Linked DNA regions of Homo sapiens: regions 1 and 2 are each linked to region 3. A link is a loop called in an ENCODE intact Hi-C map of the cell type or tissue named here. Cell type or tissue: IMR-90. All regions are shown on one strand.

Region 1 (4,000 bases), 770 kb after region 3:
ATAATGGTTTTCCTCTATTTTCTGAAAGAAAGGCTAAAGTTTATCATATTTTCTGTCCATTTCTAGGTCTTTCAATAGTAATCTTAGGGAAATTCTTTCCAAGAATTTATTTTTTTTTTAAGATTTTGTTGAGGACATCCGGGTAGAGATTTTGCAGACTGTTGATATTTAGCATGGCCTTGTTAAAATTTTAGACATGGAAATGTTAGGCCTTCACTTAGGTGAAGATCACAGGTAACTTGCTTTCATGCTATGTTGGTTAAGCAAAGATTTAATGAATGTTCATTTAGAGAGGAAGTAGTGTCAAAACCTGTGCTGAGCACTGTGGGAGATGAAGAGGAACAAGAGATAGCATTGGTTTTTAAATTATTTATAATACGACTTCAAAAAAGGAACTAAAGGATAAGGAATATTAGTGAAGAAGATGTCTCTACTTTTGGGAATAGTAGAAAAAACGACTAAAAAGGAAAAGTTTGTAGTTATACCTTTGCCTTGATTAGTTACCAATTTTGGAAGTCATATTACTATGATAATTTAAAAAGCTTAAATGCAGAATAAATGTTTTCCCCAGAAGGATATAATACTTATGTGTACTTTATTATTATTTAATTGAGATGGAGTCTCATTCTATCGCCCGGGGTGGAGTGCAGTGGTGAGATCACGGCTCACTGCAACCTCTGCCTCCCTGGTTCAAGCGATCCTCTGGTCTCAGCCTCCTGAGTAACTGGGACTACAGGCGCACACCATCACACCTGGCTAATTTTTGTATTATTAGTAGACATGAGGTTTCACCATGTTGGCCAGGCTGGTATCGAACTCCTCACCTCAAGTGATCCTCCCACCTTGGCCTCCCAAAATGCTGAGATTACAGGCATGAGCCACTGCACCCAGCCAACTTATGTGTACTTTAGATAATCTAATATTTAAAGATATGAGAAATAAAAGTCACTTTTTGAAAATCTGCCCTCCCTTTATAAAGTAGGAATGCTATTCCAAATATTTGTTAAAGAAGTATCCTTGCTTTTTGCTTCCTAATTAAAGTCTGTAAGCAATACCCGAGTTTTCAAATTTCAGAAAGATTTTGTCTCCTTTATTTTTCTGAAAGTATAGAAAAGATGTATCAAGCATGATTTTGTACTTATTTCTTCTTACTGGATCTGTTTAAGGCTCCATGCTCTGATTAAATAATTACCATCCCAGTACTCATGAAAACTATTTTCTTGTATGTTGAACCTGAGCCAATTCACTGCCAATGAGGCTATTATACTTCAATGACTTTATTGATTAACAGTGATTAGGTCAAGGTTGCTGACAATGGGTAACCAACCACTGCTATTTATAGGCAACTACTCAGCAGCCCTGAACCAAGAGTTAGTCGCATGTGGTTTTGTGGGCAGCTGGACTCTGGCCTCCTCTGTCTGGGGGTCTTTTATAATGAAACTGTTGTATCATATGGATTTTTCATTCATAGACCTCCTTTTTGAACTGAAGAGGCTGGCTTTGTTTAAGATTAAAAAGGGGGAAGTGAGAAATATTTAGAGCTGAGTTACAGGAGGCTGCGGGTACATGGGGAGAGAATCGAGTGGCCAATTCTCAACAAAACCCCACTCATTCTGAAGGCTGTGTGTGCTGAGGTTGAACATTAACTTATACTGCCATCATGTGGATAAAAGGAGAAAGTTTTATTCTAGTGACAGCTGCAACAGCTGCAGATAACTTAATGATAAATGGCTGGCCAAAGGCTGAGGCTTCAGACAGTGCATGTTTAATTAAAAATATCTGGAAGCCCATGCAACTGTTTCAAATAAAAAGTTTTGGTTCATTTTCCATAGTGTCAAAAAAGCAATGCTCTGAGACTTCCAACAGTCTCTAAGGACCCGAGGCCAAGCCTCCCTTGTACAACGGAAAGTCTGAGGTTCCTTGGTACAGTCTCATCAGCCAAGTAAACACAAACAAAACCTTCTAAAGGTTAGACTAGAGAAAAAATAAAAAAGAGCCATAAATATCAATAACAAATGAGCATAACCAAAAGAAGCAATAGAAGATAGATTTGAAGCCAGTGACTAAATTTGTGTCTACACCCTGATAATCATTTACTGAGTCTTCTTGAATGAATAATTCTTTTATTCATGCCAAAGAGAAAATGCACTGGATAGCTAAACATGCAAGGAAGACATTATTCAAGACTATTGCATTAGAGGTCAAGAGCTCGAGGAAAAGCACTGTGGATTTTAGGGGAAGGTTGTTCAATGTGATGTAACCATCTAGGTTTGCTCATTGCTGCTTATGGAAGTTAGATTCATACTCTCCCACAGAGACTGGCAGATACAGGCACTGTCTTTTTTGATGATTATATTTGAAAAAAAAAATGGCTCTCAGATCCTTGAGAAAGAGGTGACCGGGTTGTAAAACTGGCAAAAGAGTCTGAGAAGATTTCCATGTAAAGGGGAGAGATACATTATTCACAAGCACAAGTTCTTTAAAGCAAATGATCTAAGAAGAAGGAGGTCAGGGGCCTAAAGTCAGGAAAAAACCTGTCTAAAGTTTGACAAAGGTAAGGGGAAGATTAAGACCATATTCGTGAGTCCCAGTCTCCTAATCTGTAAAATGGCCAGAGTAATCCCAGCTATCCTTATCGACAAGAGTGAACATGAGCACTGAAAAAAAAATAGAGAAATATTTGAATATGATATAAACCCAAAATGCAGTAGATGGTAAAGTACGGCTACTACTTTTGTCTATCCTGTTTTTAAAGTATGCACAAATTCAACTTTAAAGGACTAACTTGAAAAAGAAAAAAAATGTTTTTCCAAAGCAGAACAAGTCTAATAGAAAAATCTCAGATTCAGGCTTTGCTCTATAACTTACTAACCATGGAGCCTTAATAAAGTCATTTAATCTTTTTGAAACTTAAATTGATTACATAATGCTTACCTCTTATTGTTGTTGTAAAATTGAAATGAGAGAACGTGCAAAGATGCCAGCACAATGTTGGCACTTAGTGAATACTAGTAGATGCCGAAGTTGCATGTACTCTAGCTCTGTGTTGTGGGATTATTCTTGATTTGGTTGGTGTCACTGTCAACTATTTTCACCAAAATGTGGTGTAGCAAACAACCTTCAACCTCAGTGTCTTACAAAATTGAGCATTTATTTCTTGAAAGAAGGTATGGAAATATATTGTAGGTCTCACGGTTCTTCTGCACAGGACTGGGAATTATGAGATCCAAGCTGGGTTTGGCTGTGCTTGAATCCAGGCTCTGGGTTCATTTCAAGTCTAATCCATTTGCCTCTCCTTATTCTGGGGTGGTATGTCCTTCTCATGGTGATGACACCTGTGCAAAAAGACAATGCTTATGACATATTTGCTAAAATTCAACTAGCTAAACAAGTCACATGGGCAAGCCCAAAGGCAAGAGGTGGAAAATGCACTGCATAGAAAGAGCAAGAGGGTTAATCTATACTATTACCTCAGAGAAGCAAAGGATTAAGACCAATCATTCCATCTACAACCCTATCTCATCTATCATCTGCATATATTGTAGCTTCTCCCTCTCATACCTTGTTTTCTCAAATCTTGAAATCTTCAATGGCAATACATTGTGACAATAGAGAGAGTGTTTGAAAGTAAAGCAAAATCCTAGGAGAAAGGTGGGCAGGCTTTTAGCACGTTCCCTGCAATAATTCTGGAGGGAAAAAAATTAGAGGAAAGCATGACCTAAAGAAAATCTTGCATCTTTTGCAAAAGATTTTATTATGCAGATGTCTTATATTTTTCAATTTTCTTTAAAGATTTCCCCTTATTGAAAAATATTCCTATGACAAATTAAATGAAATGGAGATGCTAGGTTGAGGCAAAGAATTTGAAAGAGTTTGAAAAGTACAGGGGAAATAAATAACTATCAGAAGGTGAGCAAGAGATGGATAAGAATGAATACTTGTCCCCTGCTTTTTTATCTCCCCACCTCCTACTCACACCCCAACTAACAAACCTGCGTCA
Region 2 (4,000 bases), 680 kb after region 3:
GCCTGAAACCTATTAGATATTACATAAATGGCCATGATCAGAATATTGGTAGAAATGTGGATGGCAAAGGCAATTCTGATGAGGTATCAGATGGAAAGGAAGAGCAAGGTATTGGGAACTGAACCAAAGTCCATTCTTCTTAAAAAGTGGTAAAGAACTTGGCTGAATTGTGTCCATTGATTTGGTGGTTTTGTAGAAGACAGAATTTAAGACTGATAAAGTAGAAATATCTGAGCAGCAAAACGTTCAGGGTGCTACTTGGCTTCTTTAACCACATAGAGTAAAATATAGGAAGAGAAAAATTAAAGAGAGAATTTATAATTAAAAGGGAATCACAGTGGAATAAAGAAATACCTGAGACTGGGTAATTTGTAAAGAAAAAAGGTGTAATTGGCTTACAGTTCCACAGGCTGTACAGGAATCCTGATGCTGGCATCTGCTTAGCTTCTGGGGAGGCCTCAGGAAACTTACAATAATGGTGGCAGGTCAATGGGAAGCAGGCATTTTACATGGTTGGAGCAGAAGCAAGAGTGAGAGAAGAGGTGTTACACACTTAAATGACCACGTCTCATGAGAACTCACTCACTATTGTGAGGACAGTACCAAGCGAGATGGTGCTCAACCATTCATATGAATCCATCCCCATGATCCAATCACCTCCCACCAGGCCCGGCTTCTAACATTGGGATTACATTTCAGTATGAGATTTGGGCATGGACATACCTCCAAGCTATACCACACAGCATGAAGATTTGGATAACTCTCAGTGACCATTTGATAAGATTAGTACAGATAGAAGAACAAAGCCAGAGACTATTCATCAGGATAATGGGAGAATGACCCCAAAGGCACTTCTGAGATTTCCAGGATGGCCCCTTCCACCACAGGCCCAGAATGACAAGGCCTGAGGAAATAAACTATACCAAAAGAGAGGTCAAAAGTACACTAAGGAACTTGGGGCACATTGCTCAGGGGTACCTCAAGTCTCCACTCCCTGCATTCTGGTACTCTTCATCTACCCCAACTATCACTCAAGCAGGTACAGGTGTGGCTTGAGCAGCCCTTCTGGAAGTTACAAACTGTAAATCTTGGCAGTGTCCATGTGGTACTAATTTTGTGGTGCACAGAATCCAAGACCTGTGGGGACATGGCTTCCTCTACCTAGATTTCAATGGATGTCATAGATAGCCTGGAGGTTGGGACAGAGATTTGTGGTAGGAGGGCACTACAGACAACCTCCACTAGGACAGTGCTTACTGGAGCCACGTGGGTGAAGCTGCCCCTTGAGACCCTGGAACAGTAAAGCTACCATGTGCAACACCAGCTGGGGAGAGCTACAGGCACAAGAAAACTTGTGAGAGCTACTCATTTTGCTGAGCCAAGCAAAGCCATGGAGGCTGGGCTTTCTGAGCCCTTGGGGACCCAATCCCTATCCCAGTGAGTGTGGAAAGCTGGACATAGTGTCAAAGATTATTTTCAGGCTTTAGGATTTAGATTGTTCACCCTGTTGGGTTTTGTACTTCCTGTGGCCTATTTCTTTTTTCTTTCCTATTTTTCTCTTGGAAATGGGAATGTTTATTCCATGCCTGTTACAGCATTGCATTTTGGAAGCTCATAACTTGTTTAATTTCATAGGCTCGCAACTGGAGGGAAATATGCCTCAGGATGGATTGTGCCTTGAATCTCACCCATATCTGATTCAGATGAGACTCTGAACTTAGATTTTGAGTTAATGGTGGGATGAGTTAAGACTTTTGGGGCTATTGGAATGGAAAGAATGCATTTTGTATGTCCGAAAGACATGAGTTTTGAGAGACCAGGAGTGGAAAGCTACAGTTTGAATATTTATCCTCTTTAAAACTCCTATTGAACTTTGATTGCCATAATAATGTTATTAACAGGTGAAAGTTTAAAGAGGTCATTAGACCAGGAGGGCTCCCCTCATGGGTGGGATTGGTGCCATTATAAAATGGCGGGTTTGGCCCCCTCTTGCCTTCTGGCCCTTCTGCCTTATGCCATGGGAAGGTGCAACAAGAAGTCCCTCACCAGATACCAACAACTGGATATTAAACTTTTCAGCCTCCAAAACTGTGAGTCAATAAATTTCTGTTAAATATAGATTACCCAGTCTTTCGTATTTTGTTATAGGAGCACAAAACAAACGAAGACACCATGTTTCCCAAAGAAGCTTTAGAAGACCCAATTGGCATTTACCAATGTTTTCCTCAGGGAGATTGAACTGTACTGTCTCTGACTGTACTGTGGTGTTTATCAGTGGAAAGAGTTTATAAACTCAAGTGAATACCAGTTCAGTCAGCTGCTAGCTATGTGCCCTGAGCAAGTTATTTTATCTTTCCATGTTTAGTAATATTCTTGTAGTGATAATATTACCTATCTCACATTGTTGTTTACAAGTTTAAATGAGTAATATTAAATTTAGCATCTCAGATCCCAGCACAGGCAGTGAATTAAGTGTTTGCTTCCTTTTCTTATTTCTTCGCTTATGAGAAAAAACCCATGAGTAACTCATCATCTGATTATTCCTCTACTTCAGAAATGTAAAATCCATAATTCCTACAATCCTGTCAAAATTAGAAGGTCCAACACTTTATTTCTATAGTGTATTTTTTTATTTTTACATATTGGAGCTCTTATAATTTTTCTGAACTTAAGGCAAATTCCTTGGCACCATCTACTAAGTTTATTTTTTTTTTCCTGAGGAAATTAAGCAACTCCAAAGGAGTTCTAATGCCTCACAGAGAAGTCTTTCAAGCAGTCTAATTAAACAGAGGTAATCAATAGAGAAAAACCTAATCCTACCACTACCCTTTTCTCTAGCAATATAAATCAAATTCCCATGACCCATCTGCATCTGCAAGGTATAAAGATATTACATTTTTTTGGTCTTGTTTTCAAGAATCTAAACCCACCCAAATATTCTGCCTTTCAAGAACATTTTGCATATTTATGTGGAAGTCCTACAGTTGCCATGACTTTGCAGTTTGCTATTAACATTTTGTGTAGACTTTGTCCTAGCTAGAGATGTATGAACACATTTTACATAGAGCCCAAATGCTAGCCAGACCTTCCTTATGAATAAAAGACAGATCTTTCCCTTGGAACTAATTTTCCCCTAAGATATATTACAGAATGTGCTACATTTTTCCTGGCCAAGAAGAAAACCACATTCTATTCAATATCAAATGAGTAAATTGATACACTAAGAATTTTCAATAATCTTGGGTTTCCAGACTAGTAAAGAAATAGAAGCATTTTCAATTTCTAAAAGTCTACTTAGGTTTTCAGTCTGGTATGTGAGAAGCTTGAACGTTCCACTCCATCCTAACAACCAGTAGAAAGAAGAACAGGCTGAAAAATAAGCAACTCATTTCAGATTTGCCAGAGAAGTAAGGTCACAGGGCCAACCACTGCCCTCAAAATTGGAGGGACAGAGAAGCAAATACAGAGAATCTCAACTTACCTGTACAAAACCCACAAGCAATGATTTCTGTGTGAACCAGTGCCCAAATTAAAAAACCTAAACTGTAATTGATGAATTGTTAGAAGTTCAGCATGGACACTTTTGAGAGTTAAAAACTCCAGGGGATCCAGTAATGGAGGGACGCATTTTTTGAGTTTTACCTCCAGGAACTTGACCAGGTTCTCACTGTAAATATCAGAGAAAAATCCCTTCATGCTTCCAGCAGAGGGAAAGAACAAAGGATCAGTTTAAAATACACCACAGCATTTTTTCCTTCCTTACAAGGGCTGCCCTGGGACAATACTATTTAACCAGAACCTAAACTGCTGGAGTTTTATCAGAGCCTAACTAACTTGGAGGAAAACTCAACTCTAGCTGGCTCCAGCCAACATGTTCCATCTAAGGCAGGAATGAGAAGCATACTAAAGTTCGCAATCTAGAGGTGCAGGCTGACTAAAACATTAAGTCCTAACGATGGGACTATAGAATGCTTCCTTTCCCCCATTCCTTACCACCATG
Region 3 (4,000 bases):
AGCATGAGCACCTTGAGGTCCTACTAGCACTGCCTTGGTGTCACATGTTAAGATAACTTTGTTGATATTCCATTTTCCCACAGTCCTAGTGGAATTTCAAGGAGTCTCTTGAAATTAGTTCATTGTCAATCAATGAGTTGTGCAAAATTGCTTTCTCATCTTCCCTTCAACCACTTGGATATCATCCTCAAGGTGACTCCTGAATAGTCCAAATCTGCCTATTAACAAGGCTTTATTCCCAGGATTTATCAATCCCTGGGAAAACAGAATGGAACATAAATTGTGGTGACCTTCTGTAACAGTCATATATAACTCTGAAGCAATTAACATTTACAATTTAGATGTATACGTGTTTGCGTTTTTTAAGCAAACTCAAGAACCAAAGTATGAGATGCATATAAGCAATAAGAAATGTCTTATGGCTCTCCAACACACCAGATTTGCCCAATTCCTTAAAAGTCTGATTATTTTCACGATCACAACCAATGTTGATCCTAGTATGCCATTGTAAAAGCTCCTTTATCAATCAAAATTTTATTTGTTCAAAAAGATAAGTCTTGCTTTCTCCAAATGATATCTCCCAAAGAAGATATTCTGTGGACCACATCTAAGGGAAATGTGTCTATATTAAACCTGACTTTTAACAGAAATAGGAAACATTTTGCATTTTTTGCTCCATGGTCATTCTTTGACTGAATAATGCAATTCATGCTGAGAAATGTACTCTCAAGCTGTGTATCAGAGCTCCAGAATTCTGGAAAAAAATTGTATCTTTATCATTTTGATGACTGATCTTAATGATTCCAGTGTGCGATATTTTCTTCAGTAACCAAATGCTTAAACTTCATGTTCTGACATTAGCATAGAAAGCAAAGTGAGCTCAAATGTATCTCCAATCAGTTTGCCTTATATATGAATAGCTTTATCTTCTACCAATAAATAAAATTATCTTCCAGGATAAAGCCTGGGGTTAATCTTGAAGAATTCGAACTTGTGTAAGTAAATAGATTGTTTTTGGAAAAGTATAGAAGTGGCCACCAAACAGATCATGGTTTATTCAGGAAAAAATAATTCTGTGGTTGTTACCTGTTCCACAAAATGCTCAACCACATCTTGCTTTGCTTTTTCAGATTCAATTTTCTTTCCCACATCATTCCAAAATTGCAGCTAAATATAGTGCTTTTTAGACTTGCCAAGTTGTGACTCCCTAAAAGTTAACTTGGAAATATCTGTCACAGATATTGACAGAGTGACCAAAGCAGACCTGTGACTTTATTTCAGGGAGAAGTGCCTGGCAGGAAAGCCAAGTGATGTTATATTTCAAAGGATTTAGGCAGGCTAGGGAAAAAATGCAGTATCTGAAAGAAAATATTACATTTATTACTTCCTAGTCTTTTAGAAGCTCCCATTATGGCAGTTGCAAACAAACAAATAAAATTACAATAAATTCAAGCAAGCAGTCACACAAATAATCCAAAAAAAGGAAATATGTTTATGTACTCTAGAAACTGAAAGCCCCAGGGTTGATTAGTAATGAAATGCCTGTGGAATTAAAATAACATCAGAAAGATTTTTTAGAATAATAAACTGTCAAAAGTAAACCGCCCTACTCAAGATTCTGCTTGTTCCCGGCAAAGAGTTTCCAACACATTCTGGAACACGAGGAAAGTTCCTCATTTGCAAAAGTACAGCTAGCAGAATAGATAGAAGGAAGGCAGAAGACTTTATCTTTTCCTTCACCCTTCATTGTGGCCGTGATAAAAAGCTCCAGGGCCTCCTGTCCATGACCTTAGTCCTTTGGAGAAGGCTGGTGGGGGGAGTGCAGGCCAGGCTCAAGCTTGCCATTAGTCAGTGATCTGTGAATAGCTTTCGGTCCCTTAATGACGTGAGCGCAGGCTCCAAAGGGAGCGGGTGACTCAGAGCGCAGGAGGCTCAGAGATTGCCTGAGCAGCCATTAGCACGTCATTGGTAATCCCAGCGACACCTTTCACATCCGCGGTATTTGTCTCCATGCTCTCCGCGGAAGGCTGCGAGAATGTTTTATTTAAGGGCTCTGGGCTGCCTTCTGCCTGACAGGATTGCTTGTCTGCAGGGCTTACTAACACTTGCAGATCTTCCAAGAGAAGAGGGGTGGGGGATGCGGAATTCCTAGTATAGTTACAGGCCATTTCCGTGAACGCAGACATTATGCCTCTGCACTTTGGAAATTGCATGGCAGATTAAAACTGTAGCCCTTGTCCTTTTACTTCATGACAGAAAGAAGCAAAGGAAAGGCTCAATCATTGCTGCGCAAAGTCTGCTTAATTCCATAAATATCTATTAAACGTCTACTATGAAAGTAGTATAATATAAAATAGCGGTCAAGAGCACATCTTGTGGCATCTGATATAGCTGGATTTGAATGACAGTTCTGTTGCTATTTGTGTGACTTTAGGTGAGTTACTTAAAGTCTCTGAGCCCCGTTATCTGCAGAATGGATATAACAGTGACCTTCTCAAAGGATTGTTGCAAAGGTTAAATGATAACAATGTATATATGGCACTTGGCAAATAATAAGGACGTAAGTGACAGCTATTTGATTTCTATGTACTGAGCACTGGGCTAGGCGCTGGGCTACCGGGGCACATAGGACACAGTTCCTCCTTGAAGGAACTCACAGAGCAAGGAGAAGCAAACAAGGAAACAAACAATTGTAGTGTGGGGGTGATAAGTCTATATTAGCATAGTGGTTCTAAAATTTTAATGTACATTAGGATGACCTGGGGATCTTTTTAAAATGAAGATTTTATAAGGAACTTAATTAAGCAAAAAAAAAAAAGCTAGAGAGAAAGAAAGAGAATCATTAAAGAGTAGGCAAAAGACGTGAACAGGCCCTTCTCAAAAGAAGACATAGAAGCAGCTAACAAATATGTGAAAAAATGCTCAACATCACTAATCATCAGGGAAATGCAAATCAAAACTACAATGAGATACTATCTCACACCAGTCAGAATGGCTATTACTAAAAAGTTGAGAAACAACAGATGCTGAGGCTGCTAAGAAATGGAAAGGCCACTGTTGGTGGGAATGTAAATTAGTTCAGCCACTGTGGAAAGCAGTTTGGAGCTTTCTCAAAGACTTAAAACAGAACTACTATTTTGACCCAGAAATCCCATTATTGAGTATATATTCCAAAAATCATTCTACCAAAAAGACACATGCACTCATATGTTCATTGCAGCACTATTCACAATAGCAAACACACGGAATCAACCTAAGTGCCCATCAATGGTGGACTGGATAAAGAAAATATGGTACATATACAACATGGAATACTATGCAGCCATAAAAAAGAACAAAATTGTGTCCTTTGCAGTAACATGGATGCAGCAGGAGGCCATTATCTTAAGTGAATTAACACAGGAATGGAAAACCAAATACTGCATATTCTTACTCATAGGTGGGAGCTAAACTTTGATTACTCATGATATGAAATGAGAACAATGGACACTGGGGGCTTCTAGAAGGGAGGAGGCAGAAATGGTGGCAAGAGTTGAAAAATTAACCCTTGGTTACTATGCTTGGTCTCTGAGTGACGGGATCAATCATAATCTAAACCTCAGCATTCTGCAATATACCCAGGTAACACACCTGCACATGTATCCCCCGCAACACCTCTGGAATCTAAAATAAAGGTTAAAACTATTAAAAGAAAAAAACAGAGAAGAAGATTTTGATTCAGTAGGTATGGCAGGGGAAAGCTGAGAATCTGCATTTCTGTCAAGCACCCAGGTATTGATGAGGGATGCTGGTCCAAAGACAGTACTTTGAGGAGCAAGAACCTAGAGCAATGGATGTATAGGTACATGGAGAGCAAATAAAGGGGCAGCAAGTTCTGCTGTGTTCACCTTTGAGTTTCTGCCTTGTGGATGCTAAACACTTTGCACCCTTTCTTCCAGTTCTTCTGTCTCCCTTCTAGCTGTCCAGGACCTCATTTGAATCCAACACCAAACACAAATGT

The links. Hi-C counts contacts between places; a loop is a spot of excess contacts. Peaks named below come from ENCODE experiments on the same cell type or tissue, not always from the same donor. Only the 100,000 strongest peaks of a DNase experiment are listed, where the experiment ranks them.
Region 1: it touches region 3 in a loop (7-fold over the local background); 1 of 110 quality-filtered maps calls a loop at or near these places.
Region 2: a loop joins it to region 3, with 4 times the contacts of the local background. A loop is called at or near these places in 1 of 110 quality-filtered maps.

The regions. Positions count from the first base shown.
Region 1 is chr11:29,332,748-29,336,747 of GRCh38, forward strand. It overlaps LINC02755 (long intergenic non-protein coding RNA 2755), which reads right to left. Exons shown (of 4, transcript NR_183754.1): 4 at 3,131-3,335. Among named protein-coding and RNA genes, the nearest start is that of LINC02755, 260 kb to the right of the region's middle. In IMR-90, a CTCF peak has its summit at 1,648 (motif pointing left); a DNase peak (open chromatin) is centred at 1,624; H3K27ac peaks cover 2,633 bases.
Region 2 is chr11:29,241,512-29,245,511 of GRCh38, forward strand. No RefSeq gene overlaps it. Among named protein-coding and RNA genes, the nearest start is that of LINC02742, 340 kb to the left of the region's middle. In IMR-90, no CTCF peak of the experiment used is centred here; a DNase peak (open chromatin) is centred at 2,290; H3K27ac peaks cover 852 bases.
Region 3 is chr11:28,564,931-28,568,930 of GRCh38, forward strand. The region is part of intron 4 of LINC02758 (long intergenic non-protein coding RNA 2758); the gene reads left to right. Among named protein-coding and RNA genes, the nearest start is that of LINC02758, 28 kb to the left of the region's middle. In IMR-90, no CTCF peak of the experiment used is centred here; a DNase peak (open chromatin) is centred at 1,921; H3K4me3 peaks cover 161 bases; H3K27ac peaks cover 2,016 bases.